Linked DNA regions of Homo sapiens: region 2 is linked to region 1. Evidence: chromatin loops called from intact Hi-C (ENCODE). Cell type or tissue: K562. All regions are shown on one strand. Each heading gives the region's core, and the rest is flanking DNA. Links, peaks and the distances in the headings are about the cores only.

Region 1 (4,519 bases), core at 1,028-3,527:
CTTTAATCTGGAACAAATTTAAAATTTCTGAATAGAGAAATTTCTGATGACTCAGGAATAGTAAAAATGGGTGGGGATAATGTTTCAAATCAAGGAAGGAACCTCATTTTATTCTGAACATACTAGTTTTGACTGTTTTCACCCTGAAATTTTCACTACTAAATATATTTGAAAGCAAGTCTTTTTTCCTTAACATTTGTTTCATACACAGAGAATAACACTGTGGGTCTGGGATTCAGATTTTGAAATGAAGCGTGGACTCTGAGTGGCCCCTTGTCCTTGTGAAAGTGCACTGGTCTAGAGAGCGGCAGTTGGACCCCAGAGTGTGGCACGTGTTCCTGTGTTCATTTGAATATTCTGTGATGACCTGTCACGGAGGTCATGTGATGATGTATATCCTGCCCTCCATCCCAACTGCCACTGGGTTTCAACTGCCACCTGGGAGACTGCTGGTAAAGATGGGAGGTGGCCTTTGCCGCTTTCCATCTTCTCACTGCAGTTTCTTCACGTGGGCCACTTGTACTTAAAATGTCTTCTTAATTTATTCTTTTTACTTCCCCAGCTCCAATTTGTCTACAGATTTACAAATTTGTTTTATAGTTTTATGACTCAATTTGTATTTTCGGTCCTATGAAGCTTTTTGCCTTAAATATTTTTCTCTGTTTATAAGAATGTGCTGTTTCCTAGGCCAGTTTTGTACACACTCTTCCATAGAATAGATCCAGAAGAAACACAACAATACTGCCTTCATCATATCAGGAGATCTTGATACCAAATACGGTAAGAGACATTCCATGAAAGGGGGATTACAGGCCAAAGTCTTCTGAATAGAGATGTGAAAATCTTAAATCAGATATCGGAACATCTTAAATCCAGAGTTTTTTAAGAAAATAAACAGATTTTCTGATGGGAAACATAATAGCCTAGTTAAGAGGTTTCGAGGGATTGTTTTAAATTAAAGACATTTTTAAAAGATAAATACAATCAGGTGGATATAAAAAGTTACAAAATAGAAAAAATCATTAGAGGTTATAAAAGGTTTATGAAAATCTTACTTTGTAGTCAAAATTGACTAGGGTAAGTGATTTATTTACAAGGTCTTATTAAAATTAGCTACAATATTAAAAATACACTAATACCAAACTAAAATTTTGATTTAAAAAATAAGCTTTTCTTAAGATATTAATTTGTTCTCAATGAAATTACAAGAGGTAATAATTTTTCATTCTGAAATCTATTATTTTTTAAACTTCTCAGATTTATACCTCAGAAGTTCGACTTTTACTGTGTCTCTTTACACGTAATTTACAGGTCCCATATTATTGCCTTTTGTTTCTTTTCTCCTGGAAAAGGTGCATCTTTTCCAGGCTGGGATGATAACTCTCTCCTTCAAATTTTCATCAGCCCCTTTAACTCCACCCCGCCGCCTCCCCCACCGCAGGTTCTAATTCTGCTGCTGTAATACTAAAATGCTTATTTTTAAAGGTCTAAAATACTAATGTTTGTCTCAGAGGCAGCACGATTTTGTGCTCTTGGCTTTTTGATGTCTTAATTGTTTCAGGTGACCAGGAAACCTCCCATGTTGTTCGTTAGAGCCAGGTACCCCCCTGCTCAAGTTACTAGCTCTTCTGCTTACATTTCTTCTATAGTAGAATATTCACTCATGACTGAACACACGCCGTGTCTTGTTAAATTCGAGTGCCCTTCTGATCAGGTGTGACTTTGAAGTTATTCAATAAACTTCATTTAGACACTGCCCACTCTCAGGCAGGCCTTAGTTCAGCCTGCTCAGATCAGTAGTCAGAAGACAGTGGGGGTCACAGATTTAATTCCCTAAATCACTTAAGCACCAGCCTTGATGGCCACATTTCAGTTAACTTCCACACTCGGAAGAGAGAACTGAGGCACAGAAGGGTCTATAGAACTTCTCAGGTTCATGTAGCTTCCCAATAAGGACTTGAGCCAGACCTTTGTGCACCAGGCCGCGTGCTCTTGGTCACTCCCATCTGCCACCTTTCTACCTCGTCTCATCTCAGTACAGGGATTTGCCTACACAGTCGGTCTGCACGGTTTTAAGTGCAACCTACAGTGCAAGTTCTTCCTAACGCCCAACTCAGATTCAGGAGGCTTATTTCTGCAGATGGTGAACAGGGGACAATGGTTCAAACACTGAACTTAGTGGTCCCCAGCCTTTTTGACACTAGGGACTGTTTTCATGGAAGATAATTTTTCAGTGGACCGGGATGGGGTGGAAGGATGCTTTCAGGATGAACCTAGCACATTTATTGTGCACTTTATTTCTATTATTATTACATTGTAATATATGATGAAATAATTATACAACTCTCCTAGGAGGGCAAACCCTACTGCGAGCTGCACAGGCCAGGGATCCAGGCCACGTGCACTTTATGCGAATCTAATGCCATGGCTAATCTGACAGGAGGTGGAGCTCAGACGGTGATGCGAGTGATGAGAGCGGCTGTGAATACAGATGAAGCTTTGCTCCCAGCCGCTGCTCAAGCCTGGTTCCTAACAGGCCACACACCATCGGTGGCCCAGGGTTTGGGAACCCCTGACTTAACCCGTTTCCCATTTAGAAAGTAAAAGTGCAGCTCGCTGGGAGCACAGTGTTCTCGGGGAACACAGGAAATGGGTTAAACTGTGAATAAACGGTGCCTCCTTTCTCTGTGGTCTTCTGCAGCAAGATATCAACAGTTGTCTTTATTTAATCCATTTCCCAGAGTGTTGCCTCCAAGATGCAAGATCCTGAGGGCTCCAAAGAATCCACTGTCCGTCACAAATCGACGGTCCGCCAGCTCAGTTTCAGAGACGTGGTGCTCCGCTGCAGGCCTCATCCTCAGGTGCACCCTGGCAGTCAGCCATCTGAAGGTACTATGGAAATTCAGTTACTCACTCTTGGGAGCAGAAGGATTCCAGACCATTCCTGTGTGCACCCTGGCAGGGAGCCATCTGAAGGTACTGTAGAAATTCAGTTACTCACCCTTGCAAGCATAAGGATTCCAGATTCTTCAGGGTCCCAAACTTCAGATAACTCTAAAATTGCTACACTATATTCTTCTTTATTTCATGTGTGCCAATTTAAATGTACAAGTCAATCACTAGTGCTACAAATGCAGAAGTAAAGATGTATTTCCACTTCAAGTTTGGTTCACTTTTAAGAGTAAAGAACACGTCAATGCAAGGTTTAGATATTAATGCAAGGTTTAGATATAATGTCTAGCTGATTGTTAGACATTAGCTAAAATGGAACTCTTCCTGAGATAGCGTTGCCACATTTTCAAACAAATGGACATCATGTGAAACTTGTAAATTAACTTAAAAATTGCAGTAGTACAGAAAGTTCCCATATACCCTCCCCCCTCAGTATCTTTTTTGTGACCACATCTTACATGAATGTGGTGCATTTGTTATAGTGGTTGAAGCAATAGCGATATCTTCTTCTTAATGAAAGTCTAGAGTTTGCACTAAGGCTCACCCTGTGTTGTTCAGCCTATGGATTTTGACAAACTCGTAATGTCATCCATCACCCAGACAGAAGAGTTTCACACCCAAAACATGACCAATGCTGAACCTATTAATCCCTTTCTTCTTTTCCTAGGACCCCTGACTACTATAGATCATTTATTTTATTGCCTCTATGGATTTTCTTTCCCAAAATTCTATAGAATTGGAATCATAAAGTATGCAGCCACTTAGGACTAACTGATTTCGCTTAGCAACATACATGCAAGATTTCATATCTTTTTGTAGCTTAATGGCTTACAAATTTTTATCAGTGAATCGTATTCCATTGGGTCCATGTAATGGTGTGGGTTGGTGCACTCACCGCCTGAAGAGCATCTCAGCTGCTTCCAGTTCAGGCAATTACGAATACAGCTGCCCTCATTCTTGTGCAGATTTTGCAATGGGTGTAATTTTAAAATTTAACTGGGTAAATGTTTAGAATTTTAATCAGTTTTTTGTATAATAACACTATGTTTTCCTTTGTAAGAATTAGGTAGAATTCAGTAAAATCTACTGGGCATTTTTTAAAAAGTTATTGTTGATTTAATTTCTATAATACATACAAGCCTACTCAGATTATCTGAGTCTCCTTTGGGTAGTTATGGTTTCTGCCTTTGAAGGAATTTTGCTGTCAGATTTGTGAGCATAGATTTATTCTAAGTATTCCTTTATTATCTTCTTCATATTCATGGGATCAGCAGGAATGATTCCTCTTTTTATTTACATTATTTATAAATTGTGTCTTCTATCTTTTCTCTGTGGTTAGCCTGGCTGGAGGTTTATCAATTCTGTTTATCTTTTCTAAGAAGCAGCTTTTGGTTTTGTTTTGTTCTCTGTTTATTTTATTATTTCTATTATAATGAATATATTTTTTTTCTATGTTAATGTTGGGTTTACATTACACAATACTTTTTTCTCTAGTTTCCCAAGGTGGAAGGTAAGAAAACTGAATTAAGATTGTTTTTAGTTTTCTAGATAGCATTGTGAATGGAAC
Region 2 (4,519 bases), core at 963-3,462, 250 kb before region 1:
ACTAACCTAAGCTGGTGGAGGTGGGGGTAATGAGGCATGGTGGCAGTGATGCCTGGCCTGAGCCATCACCGGGCATTTACCAGCTGCATGCTCTGGGGGGCGGCTCGCCGCTGCGTTTCCCCTTTTGTTTACGACAGGTACAGTAGGAGCACCCTGAAGGACTGTGATGTGCATTCACTGAGTCAGCACAGATGGGAGGCATGGAGAGTGGTGCTGGGAACCTTTGTAACTACTGACAATAAATGTTTCTTATGATGCAGGCTTACAGATGAGGGACAGATGTGGTGTACCCTGAGGCACCTGGGTAGGCCTGAGGTCCTGCCTGGCTTGGTGGCTGGCTCTGGGACCTGTGGGACCCCAGCAGGCAGGGAGGAGGCAGTGTGGGCTGGGCTGGGGCAGAGGCTACTCTGCCACCTTGCTCTCATTTTACCTGGTATTGGGGGCACAAGTTGGCCACCTTGCCAAGGTCTTGGGAATCCTGAGGTCCAAACTCCAGTGGACAGGAGCAGGTTAGAAATGCATATTCCTGGTCGGGCGCAGTGGCTCACAGCTGTAATCCCAGCATTTTAGAAGGCCGAGGTGGGCGGATCACAAGGTCAGGAGACAGAGACCATCCTGGCTAACACAGTGAAACCCCGTCTCTACTAAAACTACAAAAAATTAGCCGGGCACGGTGGTGGGCGCCTGTAGTCCCAGCTACTCAACGAGGCTGAGGCAGGAGAATGGCGTGAACCTGGGAGGCGGAGTTTGCAGTGAGCTGAGATTGCGACACTACAGCCTGGGCGATAGAGCAAGACTCCATCTAAAAAAAAAAAAAAAAAAAAAAAAAAAGAAATGCATATTCCTGGGACTTAAAGCCACAACGTCCTGAGGGGGTCTCGGGTGGCCCGAGTCTGCATTTCCACCTGCCCTCAGGTGATTCTGTGCAGCCTTGACTCCCCTGGTCTTGGCCTCCAAGGCCTGCCCTTTCTGAGGCCTCTGCCTTCCTCTCTCCTCTCCCTCCCTGCTCAACTCACTGATGTCCACTGAGCTGCTGGACAGGCGTCCCCTCCTCTAGGAGGCCTCCTGGCCTTCCCTCCAGCTCAGCACGATGCTGAGGAGCGACACTGGACAGTACGGCCTCCTCCCCTCCTGTGGTGCTGCTGAGTCCAGGGACAGTCACTGGCCAGTGGGAGGCAGGAAGGGGCCCAGCACTGGCTTTGCATGGCTCTCTGGGCGTGCCCCTGCCTGGGAAGTGGGAATCAGGTGAGAGGCACCTCCTCCTGGGCCCCAGGAGAGCTGGCAGCTCCATCAGACCCTCCACTGCTATGTCATCAGAATGACATTTCTCAAACAGGGTCACCTCCAAAGGGCAGTGAGCTAGGTGCTCCTAGGTAGCACCCCAGGCAGGCCCTGCCCAGTTCTTTCACTAACCTGTCAGAGGCCAGGTGAGCAGCTTGTGTGTTCCTGGTTCAGTCCCCTGGCAGGCGTGCTAGGCAGGGCCCATTCTCAGGAGCCGTCTTGCCTACCTGGTGCAGACACACCCAGGCTATGACCTGCTCAACAGATGTGCAGCAGGGACCCCTAGGGAGGACTCTGGGGCTGCACTGAATTCAAATCTTTATCACTTCTGTGGGCATGGATGTGGATAGCGTGGGAACGTGGCCTCTCTAGCCTCAGTGGCCTCCTTTATAAGGAAGGTATAGTAATAACAGTACCACCCAGTAGGCACCCAGTAGGAGCAGAGACATCCCTCCATTCCTTTCCCAGACCCATGGCTTGGTCCCAGACCAGCAGCACAGCAGCCTCTGGGAGCCTCTTAGAAATGCTGATTTTCCAGCAGTTCTGGATCTCCCAAGTCAGTGACAGCCCTCAGGGTGATGCCATTACAGGTTCAAATTTGAGGACCACTGGTCTAGAATGGACTCCCTCTCTCCCACTCCCCCTTTCTCTCTCCCCCTTCCTGCGCTCACTCCTGCTCAACGGCACTTCCTCTGTGCAGCTGCTAGTTCTGAGGGCTGCCACCAGGTGTCAGGGCAGCCTCAGGAATGTTCCGGCTGCCACACCTCCCTCGCCAGCCTGGCCCCTGCTACATCTCAGGAGAGGTCCTGAGAGGGTAAAGGGCTTCTGAGCTTCTCACAGGATGAATGCTTCCCTGTGCTTTTCTGACTGCTCAGGGTGAGTCATCTGGGCCCGAAGGTGGCAGATATGTCAGCGTCCTGTGTGGTGGGGACAGGGACAGCCCCACAGCACCTAGTGGGATGTTGTGAGATTTGCGGGGCACGCCCAACTCCTCCTCTACTACTGCCGAGTCCTCACTGTCTTATTCTGCCCTAGGAGGCTTCTCCAACCACCCTGCTCTGTCCCCATTGTGACTCCTGGCCACGGCCTCTGACCCTCCACCCAGTCCCGTCGTCACGGTGGGGCCTCCGAAGGCCTGTCCTGCTGTGCCAATGCTGAGGCCGACTTTGGGCTATTGGTCCAGGCCCTGCCCGGCCCTGTAACTACACGTCCCTAACCGCCACCACAGGCTTGGTGGACCAAAAGCCTCCTACTGAACACAGCCCAGCAGGCTTTGCCCACAGTCCCCTCCCAGCTTGCCCACTCCAGCTCCCCTGAGTTCAAGGCCAGCCCACACCCCCGGACGCACTGGACACCCTCCCGGGCGCCGGTGGAGGAGGCTGAGTAGGGCAGGCAAGGTCTCTGCCTGCAGCCACACCAACCCAGCCGCTATCCTCCCAGCGGGGCTGGGCAGAGCATCGGGAGGACTGCCCGGGTCGCGGAAGGGCGTGCGCTGGATTCCAGGCGAGGAGCTGCTGTGCGAGGCCCGCAGGCGGGCTCAGGCGGGAGTGGCTATGGGCCGTGGGCTGCGAGGGCAGAGAACTTTGGAAAGCGATTTGGGGATGGCAGCTGTGTGGCCACACCGCGGGAGCCCTTGAGATGGCTGGCTGCAGGGCGGCTATCGGGTGGGGGGAAGTGATTTCTGGCAGAGCTCCTGGGCCTTGTGCGGGGGTGCTCGTAGGTGATGCTGTGGGGCAGAGACTTAGGAGTGTGGTTGTGAAGGGCGAGATTTCTGCTGAACATCCGAGTGGGAATGTCCGGAGGTCAGTTCAGAGGCCTGGGCACAGTAGCAACAGAGGGCGCGGGGGCAAGGCGGGTTGGGCACGTGGAGGGCATCGGTGTCCCTGCCACGTTTCAGTGGAAAGCCGAGTGAACTGGAGTTGGGGATGGGGGAGGCCGTGAGTCCAGTTCCCTGCACCTTCTGGAGCCTCCCTCCCCAGACCCCTCCTGACAGGGGCTGGGCCTCTCCCAGGGGGCCTCGCGCAGCTCCGGCCCTGAGCATAGGCGCGGTGGAGGCTGAGGGTCCAGCCCCTCGAGGTCCGCGCCCGCTACTTCCGCTCTCTGCGGGGCTGTCCTTCCCTCATCGGTGTCCGCTGCGGCCCTGCGGCCGGCCCGGCAGCACGAGGGAGCCAGGGGGCACGGTCCTGCCCTCAGGAGGCTCCACGTGGACACTGCGCAGCTGGCCTTGAGGCACGCGCGTGCGTGTTCATGTGTGCGTGCGTGCATGTGCGTGCTTGTTCATGTGTGCGTGCGTGTGCGCGTGCGCGCGCTCTTTGCCCCCACACCGTCACTCCTGCACCCTGCATCTAATGTCCAGAGAGGTGATTATCATCTCCACTCCCAATTCACACCTGGCCCTGAGTCAGCTACATGAGTGGTCCAGGCCTGGCTGTCCTGGGTCTTGTGTGCCACGTGGCACAACACCGGGTCTGTAAGAGAAGCCGTGCCACCAGCCTTGGGAGGCAGCGCCTGCTGGGTGGGGTCTCCAGAGGAGAGCTCCAGAGAGAGAAAGGCCGAGCTGCCTCCACCTCCCCCAAAATCCTCCCTGAACCTCAGCAATCACGTCTGTAAATGGGACAATGACAGCGTCAGCCTTAGAGAGTTGCTGGAGTGAGGAACGAACACACACGGGACCACTTAGAAGACTGTTGGGCGCAGAGCTCTCAGGGCTGCTCTGAGGACCACGTTTACAGATGAGGACTCAGAGCGGGAGATGCCAGTACAGCAGGGGCTCTCAGCCACCCTCTCCCAGAGGCAGGTCCCAACGGACCTTGGTGCCAGCTTGGACGCTACGCTCAGCAGTTGTGGAGTTGATTAATAACATTCTGTCCCACATTCGCGGATTGGAAAGTAATGCCTGATTAAGACCCTAAGCATGTCACTTGTGGCAAACACTCAGGCTATCTTCGAGGGGGCAGCATTGACTTCAGGGCTGAAGTCTTGGCTGGTTTTCCTGGGACACACCTTGAAGGCAGCAGAAGCCCTGCTACCATGAAACAGGAAAGGCCAAGGAGTTTGTGCTGGTCCTCAGGCCCTCAGCCCCTAGGAGGCTGGAGGTGGAGACTGGCCCTTAGGCGGTGGCACCATGCCTGAGCATGAGGGGACACCTGGGGCACCCTGTGAGGTGGGGGCAGAAGGGTGGAAGGCTGCGGGGAGGTGGGGGTGGACCGGCTGCAGACAGAAGAGCTACACTTTCAGT

Evidence for each region. Peaks named below come from ENCODE experiments on the same cell type or tissue, not always from the same donor. Only the 100,000 strongest peaks of a DNase experiment are listed, where the experiment ranks them.
Region 2: it touches region 1 in a loop (4-fold over the local background); 26 of 110 quality-filtered maps call a loop at or near these places.

The regions. Positions count from the first base shown.
Region 1 is chr2:131,402,472-131,406,990 of GRCh38, forward strand. LINC01120 (long intergenic non-protein coding RNA 1120) reads left to right here and starts at 430. Exons shown (of 3, transcript NR_036499.1): 1 at 430-780; 2 at 2,742-4,519. In K562, for the core only: no CTCF peak of the experiment used is centred there; no DNase peak of the experiment used is centred there; H3K27me3 peaks cover 1,544 bases.
Region 2 is chr2:131,152,161-131,156,679 of GRCh38, forward strand. No RefSeq gene overlaps it. Among named protein-coding and RNA genes, the nearest start is that of PLEKHB2, 49 kb to the left of the region's middle. RefSeq lists enhancers at 2,194-2,463, 4,437-4,519. In K562, for the core only: a CTCF peak has its summit at 2,011 (motif pointing right); a DNase peak (open chromatin) is centred at 2,031; H3K27me3 peaks cover 354 bases.